2 separate regions of the Homo sapiens genome follow, and region 1 is linked to region 2. Evidence: chromatin loops called from intact Hi-C (ENCODE). Cell type or tissue: heart right ventricle. All regions are shown on one strand. Each heading gives the region's core, and the rest is flanking DNA. Links, peaks and the distances in the headings are about the cores only.

What was found. Peaks named below come from ENCODE experiments on the same cell type or tissue, not always from the same donor. Only the 100,000 strongest peaks of a DNase experiment are listed, where the experiment ranks them.
Region 1: a loop joins it to region 2, with 6 times the contacts of the local background. A loop is called at or near these places in 11 of 110 quality-filtered maps.

What each region holds. Positions count from the first base shown.
Region 1 is chr6:164,095,416-164,103,750 of GRCh38, forward strand. No RefSeq gene overlaps it. Among named protein-coding and RNA genes, the nearest start is that of QKI, 680 kb to the left of the region's middle. In heart right ventricle, for the core only: a CTCF peak has its summit at 2,304; DNase peaks (open chromatin) are centred at 2,336, 2,644 and 3,696; H3K27ac peaks cover 5,363 bases.
Region 2 is chr6:163,832,919-163,841,253 of GRCh38, forward strand. It overlaps the pseudogene RN7SL366P. Among named protein-coding and RNA genes, the nearest start is that of QKI, 420 kb to the left of the region's middle. In heart right ventricle, for the core only: no CTCF peak of the experiment used is centred there; no DNase peak of the experiment used is centred there; H3K4me3 peaks cover 523 bases; H3K27ac peaks cover 2,085 bases.

The DNA of each region.
Region 1 (8,335 bases), core at 329-8,328, 260 kb after region 2:
AAGTAGAAAAGACAGTGCTTGATAGTTTATTGGATGTGGGAGTGAAGGAGGGGGAAGGCTTGAGGATGACTCTGGCTCACCAGGAGATAAATAGGTGGGTGATGATGCCATGCAGGGAGATGGACACAGCAGAGTGGAGGACATCATGAGTTTGGTTTTCAGCCTGCCAAGTGTGAGATGCTGGTGGTATTTCTAATGGGGAATTCTAGTAGGCGTTTAGACATACTGAGCTGAAGCTCTGCATAGAAAAATAGCAGCCATGAGCAAATAAAGAGTAATTAAAGCCAAAAGTGTGTATACATCTCCAAAAGCAAGAAAAGAAAAGGTTCAGATGAAACCCTCCAGGAAAGCAAAAAAAAAAAATGTTCTCCCTCCTCCCCAGAAAGAAATAAATAGATGGTGAAAGCAAATCCTGTTGATGAAGGTGAGAAAAAAGTAGGAGGACAACCAGGAGATCATGGTGTTCAGGAAAACCAGGGAAGAAGGCATCCAAAGAATAAAAGAGTGGGCAACAGTGCAAAATGTTCTAGAGGGACCAAATAAGTGCAGGCCTGGAAAGGATCACTTGAAGGCCTTGGCTGTCATGGGTGATCTTGTCACAAAGGCAGATCCTGAGGGTCAGGTTCAGAGAGGCAGGAAGTTGGTAAACGGTAATAACTGGACCCAGAAAGCATAAATGACTCTTTTGAGAAGTGTTCCTTCTCAAAAGCAACACTTTTGAGAAGGGTAGCTGTATTAGTCTGTTCTCACGCTGCTAATAAAGACATACCCAAGACGGGGTAATTTATAAAGAAAAGAGGTTTAATTGACTCACAGTTTAGCCCAGCTGAGGAAGCCTCAGGAAACTTATGATCATGGTAGAAGGGGAAGCAAACACATCCTTCTTCACATGGTGGCAGGGAAGAGAAGAATGAGTGCCCAGCAAAGGGGGAAGCCCCTTATAAAACCATCAGCTCTTGTGAGATCTGACTCACTATCATGAGAACAGGATGGGGAAACTGCCCCCATATTTTAATTGTCTCCGCCTGGTCCCTCCCACGATATATGGGAATTACAGGAACTACAATTCAAGACGAGATTTGTGTGGGGAAACAGCCAAACCATATCAGTAGCCAAGCAATATCATATTAATTAGAGGGGATTTTGGAATCCAGGGAGGCTGGAGTTTCTGTTGTTGCGTTTTTTTTTTTTGTTTTTTTGTTTTTTTTTTTCACAGTCATGGAGGCTAGAACTGAAGAAATCAAGGTGTCAGCAGGGTTGTGAAGAAGGACTGGCTCCAGGCCCCTCTCTCTGGCTTGCAGATGACTGTCTTCAGGCTCACATAGCATTCTCCAACTTTCTCCTTTTTTTTTTTTTTTCTTGAGACGGAGTCTCGCTCTGTCACCCAGGCTAGAGTGCAGTGGTATGATCGTGGCTCACTGCAAGCTCTGCCTCTTGGGTTCATGCCATTCTCCTGCCTCAGCTTCCCGAGTAGCTGGGACTGCAGGCGCCCACCACCACGCCCGGCTAATTTTTTGTATTTTTAGCAGAGTCGGGGTTTCACCATGTTAGCCAGGATGGTCTCGATCTCCTGACCTCCTAATCCGCCCGCCTCAGCCTCCCAAAGTGCTGGGATTACAGGCATGAGCCACCGCGCCCGGCCTGTTGCTGCTGTTTTGTTTTCTTGTTTTAGATTTTAGAAAGTGGGCTGAAATCCTTCTGCAGGATGGTCAGCTCCAGAAGCCATGTGTTTTATCCACCAACACATCCTCATCAACCTCAGTGCCTGGCACAGAGCTGGTGGTCAATGAATATTTGTTGTGTGTGTGGATATGCAAATGAACACAAGCAAAGCAGGGCAGATGCATAGGAGAAAGGGGTCACTGATGAACGCTCTAGCATGGTGGGTCCTGGTCTGCTCTACTCTGAGTTGGTCCGTGCTGGTCAGTATGGAAACCTCCAGTTACGTTCTAGTCAAGGAGGCCCTGAGGGAATGTCTTCCAGCCCTGTATTCATTAGGCAGGCATTCACGAGGATGATCTTCAAATAACTGACACTTACTGTTCACTCACTAACACAAATTCCTGCAAGTTGGATTTTAGCTTCCTTTATAGATCTCTTGCTGTTTCATATCCTGCATAAACTTTTATTTTCTACTTTACTTGGATAATGTCCTATATCATTCTGCCCTACCTCTCTTTCTCTAATCAAACTGACATCTGGTCCCTTGTTCTCAATTACTTTACTGTAAAGAGAAAAGTCTCCATGGGCGACACTCCGGGAGTCTAGAAACCGTGGTGAGTTCCTTTGACTCACTCTTGCCCCCTTCTGCTGGTTTCTCTGTACCTGCAGGCCTCTGGGCTGGCCTTGTGCTGTTGCATGGTATGGTTAGGCTCTGAGGCTTTTATAAGCACAGGTTCTTCTAGAATTCAGCCTGTCACATATTTGCAGAGTCTCTGTTGATAGAATTGTAGGAAGGGAAACTTGGAAGTTTAGGCATCTATTTCCTATGGGCTTCTAAGCTCAGCTTTGGACCCCACGCTGGGCCTGATGGTTCCCCACTTTCAACTCTAGGAATCTCTTTCTGGCAGACTTCCTCACAACTCCTGCACACTTCCTGCTCCCTCAACAGGAAGCACTGCAAATGAGCTGTCCTCGCGTTCTTTCCGAGTTTCTGCTTCCCTCTAGAATAAGGAAATGCTATTACGCATAGCAGTTGGAAATTAAACAAAAGGAAATGAGCCTAACCAAACAATAATTATCCATCACATACTCACACACACCACACACGGGGAGGTGGGACTGGGGGTTGCAAACGCACACAGCTTTAATGATCATAAAATAGAACCAGGACTACTTGGACTAAAGTGAGTCCAACTTTTCCAGAAGGCAGTATGATGTAAGAATATAGGCTGTGTGTGAGTCATGCTTTGATAATTCAGCTGAGTGACTTTGGACAAGTTATTTGAACTTTCTGAGTCTCAGATGCCTCATATATTTAACGGAGATACCATATGCTCATTGAAGGGATTAAGTGAACGAACTCCTTAAAAGCTCAGCTCGGTGGCTGGCACATCAGCAAAATGCTTATCATTCAGAATAATAATTATTAATTACCCTACTTTGTCTATAGGAAATGGTGATGCTTTAAGTTTATAGAAAATTTATCCTGAGAATATAAAAGGTCATGCTATTTGAAGCAACACTATAGAGAAGACCATGAAGAACAGAATCTGTGTTGAGTTATTGATCTACACATTATACTGGGGAGTGCAATGGATCGTATCAATAACCGTTTGATTCAACTCAGCATATTTTCAGCAACTTCAAGTATACCATTCTGATAGAATTGAGGGCAAAGGTTTTCTCTCTCTCTAATTTATCCAAATATAAAAAACTCTGGGCTTTTTCCATGCAACACAAACACTGGGGTTTTAAATTACATTTTTCAACTCTGATCTAGATATTTGGCACTGTGTAGACAGAGCCTGGAAACTCCTCAAAGGAGTGCAAAACAAGACAAACAGCTTAGCACGAGGATGGATGTTGTGTTTGTCTAGCGCCTGTGACAATGACACTAATCCAAAGTCCACACCCAAGGGAATGTGCATCAACACACTTGAAAATGTAGCTGCGAGCTGCATCGGTCCTATGTGGAGCTGCTGAGCCAGGGGACATGCTGTAAGCGAGCTCAGCATGACAGGAACGGCAGTCACAAACCCTTATCTTCAGCCGAGTTCACACCCTTGAGAACACCGTGAGCAAGGACAGCTGATGTGAAGCAAGAAGGCTGACGTCACTGTTGAGTGTGGAGCACAAGATGTACATATAGAATAAAAATAACTACTTGCTGGCCTGTTTATTCATGCACCCAAAAGCCCTTCAGACTTGGTTGACATTTCATGCTAAATAACGGTAATGACGAATGGAAGTTCTGCCATTTTCCTGTCATTTTTGTTTTGTTCTTCCTCTTTCCCTCTCATTTCCCCTTCCCCATTTTTAAAGCTCTGAATAACAGCCAGACATAAAAAGCCAACTTGAGGCTCATCGGGGTGATCTGCGTCAGTCATCCCCCACCCCTGGACTGTGTGAACGCAGAGGCCGACTCTCTGAGTGAGGCTTCCAGGTGCTGCAAAACGCTCCATTCATAGGGACACTGAGTGTAAAAAGAAAGCTGCCCATGGGTAAAAGGAACACAAAACACAATGAGAGAGTGATCGTTCTCAGAGTGACACTGGGGCCTCTGCGGGAAAGCTAGGCAACACAGTGCAGATGAAAGAAAGGCAGAAAAAACATTTTGGCCAGAGCAGATGCGAAACCGTTAGAGTGAAAAGAACAGGCTCGCTCTTGACTCGCTGGGGCAGATCTCGCCGCAGGGCAGCAGGCGGTGCTGGTCCAGATACTCTGGGGAGTCTGCGCGGTGTGCCCGGAGCCCCTGGGCGAACACGGGGCACGTTGCTGAGAAGCAGTATTTTGTGTCTCTCATTCATTCCCAGTTAATCTCTTAAGTTTTCTTCAGCAACAGAACTTATTTGTAATGCCATGTGCTCTATTGTCTCTTGGGGATAAATAATTAATTTCTACTAGGCTACACCTTGGCTTTAAAATAATTCGTGAAAATCTCAAGGGAAGTCATCAATTTAGAGAGGAAATCAAAATTGGGAAACTTGATTAACCTTATTTCAGGGAGTGTGGGATCATATGAACAAACTGCATAATTTTTTGTAACTTTTGAAACTCTCTTTTTCTATATTCCTTCATTGCTATCTAAGCATGCTGCGTACATATTTTTATCTCTAATATACTTACATTTCTATGTGTGTATTAATTTCACAGATTTGATTCCTATGTTGTTGTCTATTATTTACATATGTATACATTCATACTCTAACTCAGTTTGGTAGACCTGAAAAATAAGCCCAGTATGCTTTAACTAGAACATGAGATGGTCAACAAACAAGTCCTATATTCATTCCAATTCCTTCCTTCTCCTGTGGTCCCAGACCCCCTTCACCCCCAGCCTGGACCACTGCAATGGCCTCCTACGGGCTCCTGCTCAGTCCACGTGCCCCCTGCTCCCTGGTCTCCACACACAGCTACAGTGGTGTTTAAAAAAATGTCACAAATCATGACATTCCCTTACTTTAAACCTCCAATGAAAGGAAACCTACGGATCAAAAGAGACTTATGCCAAATACCCACTAGTTGTAATATATGAACTTTATTAAGATCCTGATTCAAGCAAACTGAAGCAAAAATTATACACACATCAACCTTTAAACACTGACACAATATTGGATCATGTTAATTTGTTGTTCTTAAAATATTCTTCAATGTTCCCGCGTGATACATGCAGAATTATTTATGGGTGAAATGAAACCATATTTGGAGTTTGCATTAAAATCTGGGTGGGCTGGGGAGGACTGGGTGGGATGTGGATGAAAGAGGAGGTTCAGGAGTGGTTGATTGTGGGAGCTTGGCAATGCCTCTTGGTTACTTGTGGTACCATTCGATATACCTTCGAGTATGTTTAGCATCAATTGTGTTTTTAAAACCAGAAATATATGACAAAACAGAGCCCTCCGCAGACTTACAACTGAACTTTGGCTCATCCCAGGCCTGCGGACTGGACTCTCTCCTCCACCTGCAGGCTCCTCTCCTCCACCTGTAGGCTCCCCTCCTCCACCTGCAGGTCCCTCTCCTCCACCTGCAGGCCCCCCTTCTCCACCTGCAGGCCCCCCTTCTCTACCTGCAGGCCCCCCTCCTCCACCTGCAGGCCACCCTCCTCCATCTGCAGCCCCCCTCCTCCATCTGCAGCCCCCCTCCTCCACCTGCAGGACCCCCTCCTCCACCTGCAGGCCACCCTCCTCCATCTGCAGCCCCCCTCCTCCACCTGCAGGCCCCCTCCTCCACCTGCAGGCCCCCCTCCTCCACATGCAGGGTCCCCTCCTCCACCTGGAGGCCCCCCTCCTCCACATGCAGGTCCCCCTCCTCCACATGCAGGCTCCCCTCCTCCACCTGCAGGCTCCCCTCCTCCACCTGCAGGCCCCCCTCCTCCACCTGCAGGTCCCCCTCCTCCACCTGCAGGCTCCCCTCCTCCACCTGCAGGCTCCCCTCCTCCACCTGCAGGCTCCCCTCCTCCACCTGCAGGCTCCCCTCCTCCACCTGCAGGTCCCTCTTCTCCACCTGCAGGCTCCCCTCCTCCACCTGCAGGCTCCTCTCCTCCACCTGCAGGCTCCTCTCCTCCACCTGCAGGCTCTTCTCCTCCACCTGCAGGCTCCTCTCCTCCACCTGCAGGCTCCTCTCCTCCACCTGCAGGCTCTTCTTCTCCACCTGCAGGCTCCCCTCCTCCACCTGCAGGCTCTTCTCCTCCACCTGCAGGCTCCCCTCCTCCACCTGCAGGCTCCCCTCCTCCACCTGCAGGCTCTTCTCCTCCACATGCAGGCTCTCCTGCACCCCAGGTCACTACCTTGGTTTCCTTGGGTTCCTCCAGCACTTGCTGCACATCCTGGCCAGGAGTCTCAGTATCTGTTCTTCCCTCAGCCAGGTCCTTCACATCACTGGGGCCTCAAGTCAAAGGCCATCTCCCAAGACGCTTTCCCTGGGAAGTCACCAGGTTTTGTCTCTAGCTGCCCTGCTTTGTCCCCTTCCTATGCATTGTTTTTTTTTTTTTTCTGGTTTATGACAGCCTTCCTGCAGAGGACAATGGCTCCTGGGCAGCTGCGACCTGCCCTGAATTTCCATTCCTTTACCCCAGAATCTACTATAAAATAGAGCCTGGTGCATTCAATAAATATTTGTTGAATGAATAAATAAATGTTATAATCCCCAGTGACAAAGCAAAATCCATTATTATGTGTGTTAAATCTTTCCTTTTCTATGTTTTCAGAATTAGATTGATAGGAACAGAAAGAAAGGGTTGATTGTTTTCTTATACTCCTTCTCTCTTGCTCTCTCTCTCTCTCTCTGAAAATTACAACGGGAGAAAAAAATAAGAGGAAACTAAATGTGCACTGTTTCTTCTAAGAACATACTCCAATTAGTGGCAATACTGTGAAAAGTAGGCAAATGGAGAAAAATTCTTTCCTCCCCCTAAACAATCTTCCACTTTTCCCACTTTTCTCTCTCCTTGATTCTCTGTGTAAGGAGCTGGTATAACCATGATTCAGAAAACTCCAACCCAGCTGCAAATGAACTAATCATTTGTTAGGAAATAGACCTTAAATAATGAAAATAGACTTTCCCCCTTCCAACTTCAAAAGTATTTCACTGTTTTTCTCTTCTTCTTCCAACTCCATAATCCTCTGCTCCAGCAATGGCCCCTCCCCCTCCTCCCCAGGTGGTCTCTTTGTATTAATGCAGGGTCATAGCGAAGCAGTTGCTTCTGATATTCTACCAAATTCCATTAAAAATGAAACATATATGTTACTCCGATTTTATGTCTTGTCAGTCAGAAGCATGGGACACATTTTGCCGAAGGGGAAAGAGCCATGGAAGCCAAGGGGTTAAACTCATTTTTAATTTGCCCACAGATGGATGCACCCAGCTTTTCCTTTATCTGAGAAGCCTACATCCATAGGACTGCAATAACAAATATCCAGGAAGCTGCATTCACTGTGAAATTTAACAAAGGGAATTAGCCACAGTATGTGAACAGTAACTTTAAATAGCAGAAGCGACAAAGAGAACTGTGGCTGATAAATGAAAACTAGTAATTACAATATTAGTACCCTTTCCACATTAAGTTTCTAAGCCACATTAAAAGGTTGCTCACAATTCCACTTTTCCTTTCTCTCATCAAAATAGAGCAAAATAAAATATAATAGAGACAAATTGCCAGCATAAAATATTCTTACACATAATGCAATTTCTAACTGTAACAATTAATTTTAAAATATTTTTTAAAAACTTAAAAATATTTTTATAAAGATTATTTTACCAGGCCAGCCCCAAGGGAAGACGCGAAACAAACCTCATTTTTCTCAGCCTTCATCCAGGAGGAATGGACTGTAGACTTTCTCTTTAATATTTAATCTAAACTTTATTAATTTTTTTTAAAATAAAAAGATTCTGTGTCTAATTTATGCTCACCTCCAGGACTGCTCTAAAGCATGGCTCATGTGATGTAAGGCCTACATAAAAGGCCGTATTATCTGGAGCTTTCTTTATTATCATTTTAGTTTAGCCATATTTTTCTTTCTTAGCTTTAAAAAGCATTGATCTGAAACAAGCCCTCGCACTGAAACCGTCTACACTGCAAGAACGCTATGGAAAGGAAAGCAGAAAAATAGCAGGGCTTCTATTCTCTGAAGACCCATCACCAGGAGCTGCAGGCTACCATCATTCCACTTCCCAC
Region 2 (8,335 bases), core at 237-8,236:
ATCACAGCTCATCTTTCCAACCTACTCATATGCCTCGTTCTTCCATTTCTGTGGACCCTGTGATTACAGTGGCCACCTGGACCATCCAGGACAATTTCCCTATTTTAAGGTCAGCGGATTAGCAAACTTAATTTCATCTGCAGCCTAATTCCTCTTTCCCAGGTAGCCTCACATATTCACAGGTTGGGGATCAAGAGGCGAACATCTCTGGGAAGACATTATTCTGCCTAGCCCGTGTTGGAACTGGCTGGGTGCAGTGGCTCACACCTGATATCCCAACACTTTGGGAAGCCAAGATGGGAGGATCTCTTGAGGCCAGGAGATTGAGACTAGTCTGGGTAGCATAGCGCGACCCTGTCTCTACAAAAAAAGAAAAAAGCTGGATGTGATGGTGCACACCTGTAGTTCCAGCTCCTTGGGAAGCCAAGGCAGGAAGATCTTGAGCCCAGGAGTTTAAGGCTGCAGTGTACCATCATGGTTGTGCCACTGTACTCTAGCCTGGGTGACAGCGAGACCTTGTCAAAACAAAAAAACAAAAAAACAAAAAACAAAAAACAGCTGGAACTCTTTACATTCTGATTTCCTTGGTGCTCTGCTCTGTCATTTTTTGTTTTAGAGTGAACTACTCTTAAAATACTAGTCTTCTGAAGTTGTTTTTCTGATGTCTAACTTCTGTTTTGGCTTCAAAGCAACAATTTTAAGCACAACGGACCAGAATAGAGCTAATGTTCTATTATTTACCAGTAGCTATTAAGAGCAAAATAATAGTGCATATTATCATTTTTCCCCTTGGAGGCTCTCATGTCACTAGAAAATATGTCACGTTGGGGAGTCAATACAAACCAGCAAAGAAAATGCTCTGAATGCTTATTCAATACGCGGGCATCCATTTCCACAAAGTGATTCGGGGATGACTCCACATTGACTCTGCTATAAGCAAAATACTCAAAAGGACAAAACAAAATTTAAAATTAAAAAAAGAACACCCAAGTTACTGCTGTAGAACTTGTGATGCCTTGACATGTATTCCCTTCATGGGGTGTTTGCATTTATGTAAGCATCAAGGTCTTTGGCCAATGACAGGGGTGATGCTGATGGACCCTTTCCAGGCCACCGGTGGAAGAGGGGTTGAGGGTCGGCCTTGGGTTGTTTATTAGGGCTGGTATTAGGGCTGGTCCTGCGGCTGGCATTCGTGACCACTCATTCCCTCCTCATATCCTTTCAGATCTTTTCGCAGGGACTTGAAAGGTAGCTCCTTGCACAGCAGAGCTTTTCTGCCAGGTGGAGAGAGAGAACTGGTTAATTCGCCTGGAGCATCTCTCTGAGCCTTAGCATCCAGCAAGGATGCATCCGACACTCCTGGGCTTTGGTCCGGCCTTCTCAGCAGGGCTCCTGGGCCTGTAGGCGTCCTCTGCCCCCGCCCCCAGCCTCACTCCAGGGCCCCTCCCCTCCACAGGAGCCGTGCATGTGGCTGCCTCGCTGCTGGGGCACTGGAAAGGACGGAGAAAAGGCGGGGCGGTACGCCAAGGAGAGTGGGAGGCATGGCCTCCGGCCCTGTGCGGGCTCGTGTGGGCGGCACCGGCGGCCTCATGGGCATCTGAACCCAGTCCCCGGGAGGCCACCCATGGCCTGGCAGAGGGGCGCCGGCCGCGTGGCTCTGGAGCCCGTCTGGGCCCCTCTCCAGGCCAGGAAAGCGCGACGGCTCCTTCTCGGCTCAGACGCTCCAGACGGAAAAACCAACCCCCAGCAAAACCCACACCCTCTCCCCAGCCACCAAAGCCCGTGCCAGGAGTGGCCAGGAGGGACCCGCAGGACAGGAAAGACCCCGCGGCTGCATGGAGCAAGTCGCTCTCCTGGCGCAGCTCTCCTGCCCTACGGGGCGGGGCGGGGCGGCTCCAGGTACTCACGGGCTCCCAGCACCCGGGCCCGACCCTCCCTGCTAGGCCGTGGCTTGGATTTTTCTTGACAAACTCCAGCCTTTCGCTAGCCCTGCACCTGCAGCCATGGCCTCGCCCGCTGCTTGGAACAGCACAGAAGCGCAACCTTCCTCCTCGTCCTGGTAATACTCGGAGTCTGGCGGATAAGCCGTCACAGGGCTGGACCACACGTCCGGGGAATACCTGGTCTGATCGGAGGCAGTGCAGCCCCAGACGACGAGACATCAGCTTACACCTGCCGGGACATCAAACAAGCAAAAGACAAATGTGGGAGAGGATGGGGAGAAACTGGGTCCCTTGCTGCACTGTTGGTGGAAATGTCAGCCATTATGGAAAACAGTGTGGAGGTTCCGCAAAAAATTAAAGATAGAATTAGCACATGATCCAGCAATCCCACTTCTGGGTATTTATACGAAAGAATTGAAATCAGGGTCTTGAAGAGATACTAGCACTCCCACATTCACTGTAACACTATTCACGTGGACAAGATGTAGAAACAAACAAAGTGTCCATCAACAATGAATAAAGAAATGGTGCTATCCACATACACAGTGGAATATTATTCAGCCTCAAAAAAGAAGGAAATTCTGCAACATGCGGTAGTTTGGATGAACCTTGAGGATATTACATGAAGTAAAATAAGTCACAGAAAGACAAGTCCTGCATGATCCCACTTAATACAAGGGATCGAAAATAGTCAAATTCATAGAATCAGAGTGGAATGGGGGTTTCCAGGATTGGAGAAGGGGGAACTGGGAGTGAGTAATCAGGAGGTGTAAAGTTTCAGTCCAGCAGGATGAATAAGCTCAAGAGCTCTGCTGTACAACATTGAGAATGCGTCTCATAACTGTTCTCACCACAATAAAATAAATACAAACATAAAATGGTGGGGGCTCTAGCACCGGGGGTCATCATTTAAAACTTGCCACTGCCACTGACCTTTGTAATCTCCGGCAGTGACTCAGCCTTCCTAGGCCTCAGTTTCCCCATCGGTAAAGTGATAAGGATGCTCGTATGTCTAGGCAGATGTGGGAATGAAGCGAATGACCCCTTTGCCTGGCGCCTGGCATGCAGTAGTGTGTTAGTGTAGCTAAGGCATTTTATCAAGTCCAGTTGCTTGGGGAGAACAACACTAAAACTTGTTTAAGCACGTGATTGGATGTCGTCTTATCATCTGGATATTTTGAGGGACAGAAGTTCTTCCAACACCACATGAATGAACTAATGTATGGCTAAAGAGATTAATGCGCACGCTGGTCTATTTTTATGTTCCCTGGCCTCTTTTGGCCCAACATTTACATACTTCCCTCCCCACAATTCTTTTTTCTTTTTTCTTTTTTTGAGACGGAGTCTCGCTCTGTGCCCAGGCTGGAGTGCAGTGGTGCGATCTCTGCTCACTGCAACCTCTGCCTCCTGGGTTCAAGCAATTCTCCTGCCTCAGCCTCCCGAGTGGCTGGAATTACAGGTGTGTGCCACTACACCTGGCTAATTTTTGTATTTTTAGTAGAGACAGGATTTCACCATATTGACCAGGCTGGTCTCGACCTCCTGACCTCAGGTGATCTGCCTGCCTCAGCCTCCCAAAGTGCTGGGATTACAGGTGTGAGCTACTGCACCCGGCCCTTCCTCACATTTAAAGTATCATCAGTCTATAAGTTCTTAAATTGTGTTGGCTATTAAAAAAGAGAAATAGAAAGATTGAAGAAATGTGCACAATAGAAAATCTCTGCTGGAGCCTATCAGGTGAATGGAGGAGGCTGAGGGCTTTTGAATGACATGTCTTGTAGTTGACAGCCCTTAATCTTCGAAGGCTCTTCCCTTCCGAGGTGACCATGGCTGCTGCTTTAGAGCCATGATTAAAATTACCTATAATGCTTAAAAGATTTAGGGATCTGCATGGAAATGTCCGCTCAGAGTTCTGTATAGACTTACATTAGCTTAGAGGCAATGAATCCATTAAGAGGGACATTTCTGGTGAAATTAACCAATTTTTCCCTAATGTGAATTTTTGCCATGGTGTTGTCTCAGAAAAAGCATCATTTAACCACCCCCACCCCTAATGGTTTTAGAAGTCCATAGACGGAATGATATTCATCATCTCTATTATCTGTTTAGCTACAGAGGATTCTTTGCCAAATATGTTAATGAATTAGCTCTGTATTTCCAACTCCAGGGAGATTGTCTCTCATTAGAGGCTGAAGTGGCCCCTGTGTGTGGTTGCTCAGTAGCTCAGCTGGATGCTGCTTTGGGAGGCTATATAAAGAAAAACAACATCAGTATAATTATAAGCCAAAAAAAAAAAAAAAAAAAAGAACAAAACAACTGTCAGAGTCAGATGCTTGTCATGTGATTTTATAAGGTTGGTGTGCCTTTTCTTGAGACTTGGTAAATGGAAGGCTTGAGATGTGGGCTGTTATTGAAATAAGAAAATAATACCCTTCTGTTCGATATCACTGACACAACCCTGAATGCAGGAGAAAAACAAAAACCAAGCCCTTTAAAATACATCTGCCATTTTAAATGTGTTGCTGCACTTTGCTCTTCGGCAAAGCCGTTTTTTGACTCAGTTGTGGGATCTGATTTAGTTCGGAGCTGCTGTCTGTATCATTTTGTTATGGTTAATGCTATGCCAGGGACCAGCGAAGCGTAAAAGGCCATCTTTGTTCTCAGGGCAGCAATGATTTCTATGTCCTTAAGGTTGAAGAAAAAGAGTGATATTCTTATTTTGTTGGCTGGAACACCAAAAAGAATAAAATAAGCAAGTAGTAGGAACACAATTATACGTGTGGGTTTTTTAAAGAGACAGAGACAGAATGCATGGAGACCTCCCCCCACCTCCTCTGTTGGAGTTTGGCTGCCTCTACAGAAAATCCACATCCTTCCAGCTTTGGCCAGCCTGGGTCCTCCGCAGAATGCCGAGTCCCTTTCTGCCCTGTCCAATCATGCTCTGATACCCGACCAGACATGCGTGTGCAACCCTCACTATCAGGAGAACGTGTCTGTGAAGCTGAGGAACGTGAGGAAGCCAGCTCCCGCTAAGAGCATGGTTGTAGCAGTGTGAACTTCAATGCAGCTGAAATCTTTATGGTTTCTGGCGCGTGCAGGGAGCCCAGTGAGGTCACGCCAGCGTCTGTGACCCCCTGCTCCCTCTCCCTTTCCCATCCCCCTGCACTGACATCGACATTTGGCCCAAACCCTTTCCTAACGCTGTAACATAATTCATTAGGACAGCCTTAATGAGCTGATAATTAGTCTGGTGGGAGGAGGTGAAAAGGGAGGGGGCAGAAATGCCAGACTCTGAGAAAGTTGAGCCGGCTGGGGCGTCTTAGTGAGCCCTAGAGAGCTTTTTGTCAACAAAATGGATCACGCTTGCAGGCAGTAAAACTTTCAAATGACCTTCATGTCAAAATATTAGGCTGCTGTTTTTTGCTGGATGGTGGTTTCATAAACATAAAAAGCACACATATCATTCAGAGTACAGCAAAATTTGTCTCGAATATGTGGAGCTCCCCCTCTTTATTTTTTCAGAAAGACTAATGTAGCCTCCATGCAGTGGAGAAAATGACAGAATATCCCAGCCTTATACTTCAGCTGAAATAGATATTTACGGTAGGCTTGTCTGCTCTTCAGCCTTTTTTTTTTTTCTAAAGGAAGCACTAAACTATATACATGAGTATATAAATAGATACAAGAGAAAGATATAAATCCTACAGAAATTTTGCTTATTTTCATTCAGGAAAATTGCCCACTGAATTCTGCCATTTACAGAAAAGGCAAGGACAATAATATGATACTCACAGTTGGAAGACAGAGTTACGATGAACTGCTGAAAGTAACTCTTCTTAATGGGAGAAAAAAAATCATCAGGACTATGGACAATATATATTTTTTCTTTGTCGAAATCATTTCTTCTCAAAGTTAAATGTCACAAAGGCAAATAGATGTTTGAATTTGCACTGTCTAAATGACAAGAAATGTAAATAAATATGGTCCGAAGAATTTGTAGTTTATCTTCCTCTGAAGTGTTGGGGCACTCTCTTATTTAGGGAAGACCAGGCTGAATGAACAACAGAGGACTGGGAAGACATTTAGGATAAGGACCCAGTTTGGGGAACTAAGAAACAATGTTGATTGGAGACAGAAAATCCAGTAACTGATAAAGATTAAAATAGTAATTGTGTGTCATTTTCTAATAGTGGTGTGGTCACCAGTCAATACGGATAATGTACCTTAAAAGTGCTTTGCCAAGAAAAAGGCATTGTCAAATGTTGTATTTATTGTTGCTTTTAGAATTAAGCAGTGATTACTTAGCTTGGGTTTCAGCAGCACCAATAAGAATGGACCCTGCCTTTTTGTTTTACCTTTGACATCCCTGGATCAAATAAAATTATTTCCTGCCCTTAAGATTTGAATTAAGCAAATATGCTACAGAGTAAATCATGACCCATAGTCCTGCGATCAATCTACTTTCCCGTCCAGTGCTGCTTCAACCTGAACGTGCTTGCAAACCAGCAGCAGACGAGGTCTAGTTTAGTGCATCTGGTTGGGGGCCTGAGGGTCTGCATGTCTAACAAGCTCTCCAGCAATGCCATGACTCATGGTTACTGGTCCACCACCCTTGTTGTGGTCCACAACCCTTGTTGCTGGACAACAAACCCTTGGCATGTGGTCACCTTAGAGGTTTCATTTCACAAGACCGGTTCTTCAGACACTGTTTTCTTTTAGCCCCCAGTTGCAGTTTGGGCCTTGACCAGAAGGCAAATGGAAAGGGGGTTTGGCCATGAGTTCACAGTACCTCATTATGCATCAATGTGAGCACAGATTATTCAAGATGGCCCTGTCCATTTTCCTTTTTAAAAATTTTAATAGCGTCAGATCTTATTTATTGTCTATCTACTTTTAGGTTTTAAACAGGGAAGATCTATTTCTTGATGCCTACAATAAAGCTCTTCAACGCAGAAGATGACTCAGTTTCTAATACAAGAAATAAACACAGAGGTGCCTCTCCACAGCCTGAGTGTGTATCTGAGTCTGGTGTTGGGTAGGGCTTGGCAGGGTCGGGACGACTTCTAGATGCATTGGGGGAACTCAGTCTGAAGCTGGGGCTTTCTTTGGAAAAACCAACCCTCAAAAAGGGCTATTAAGACTGATGACCTTGCTGGGCATCCAATGACTTGGAGCTAGTCCAGACTTATAACGTTGTTCATTGGTTGAATTATTTCATTTGAAAAAATGTTTCACACCTGAGCAAGACCATATTCTTCTCCAAGCCATCACCATGCCACACATCTTTGGGTTTATTGCAATTGTGTGTCTCCAGCATCCACTGTAATCTACTTTTAGAGCATAGGGTAGCCTTGGCAGCCTCAATGTCTTGAAGTCACTTTCATGCTATCCCATAGTGAAAAAGCAGAAGGGTCCTGGATGCCCAGGTATAATGGGTTCGTTCCTTGGGGCATCGCTTTGACATCAATCATGGTCTTTTGCACAAGGCCTTTTCTTCAGTCCTCTCTTGCATGACTTCCATCCTCTGCTGATGAGCAGAAACACCTTATAAAGAGAAGTTATCCTCTGTGACTAAAGATTCAGCCAAACTGTTTTCAATCTCCCCCAAGTATTTTAGGATACATTTACTTAAAAACAATAGAATTGCCAATAACATATCATTTTAATCTATTCACTGAAGCAGTTCACTTCAGAAATTTGCTGGGTGTAGTGGCACACACCTGTAGTCCCAGCTGTTTGGGAGGCTAAGGCAGGAGGATGGCGTGAGACCAGGAGTTCTGGGAGCTATGCTGATTGGGTGTCCACACTAAGTTCAGCATCAATATAGTGACTTCTCGGGAGTGGGGGACCACCAGGTTGCCTAAGAAGGAGGAGAGCCAGCCCAGGTTGGAAATGAAGCAGGTGGAAACATCTGTGCTGATCAGTAGTGGGAGTATGCCTGTGAATAGCCACTGCACTCTAGCTTGGGCAATGTTGCATGACCCCTTCTCTAAAAAGAAATCAAATCTGAGTTGTCAACGTTGGCATCTTTGAAGTATCAGAAAATAATACATTTGCTTATCTCAAAAATATAAAATGTAGATTTTCCCCCAATCCAGACAAGCCGTCCTTAGTCTGTCCTTAATTCTGTTCTTTCCATGTTGTTTACTTTGTATCCAGAGTGAACTCTTCATGCATTCTGCTATGTAGGTGGTACTGTTGTCAGGAGAATTAAGCCTAGACCTAAAAAACATTAGGCAGCTGTAAGAGGTTAATGTTTCACAAACCCAAGAGCAAATTGAAAAATTCAAAGGTACACATTTTCCTTCTAGGTTTTCTGTTTAACACCTAGGGTGCTGCTTGTTCTGGTTAGTCTAGAAGGATAGTTTTAGCACTGAAAGTCCAGGAAAACT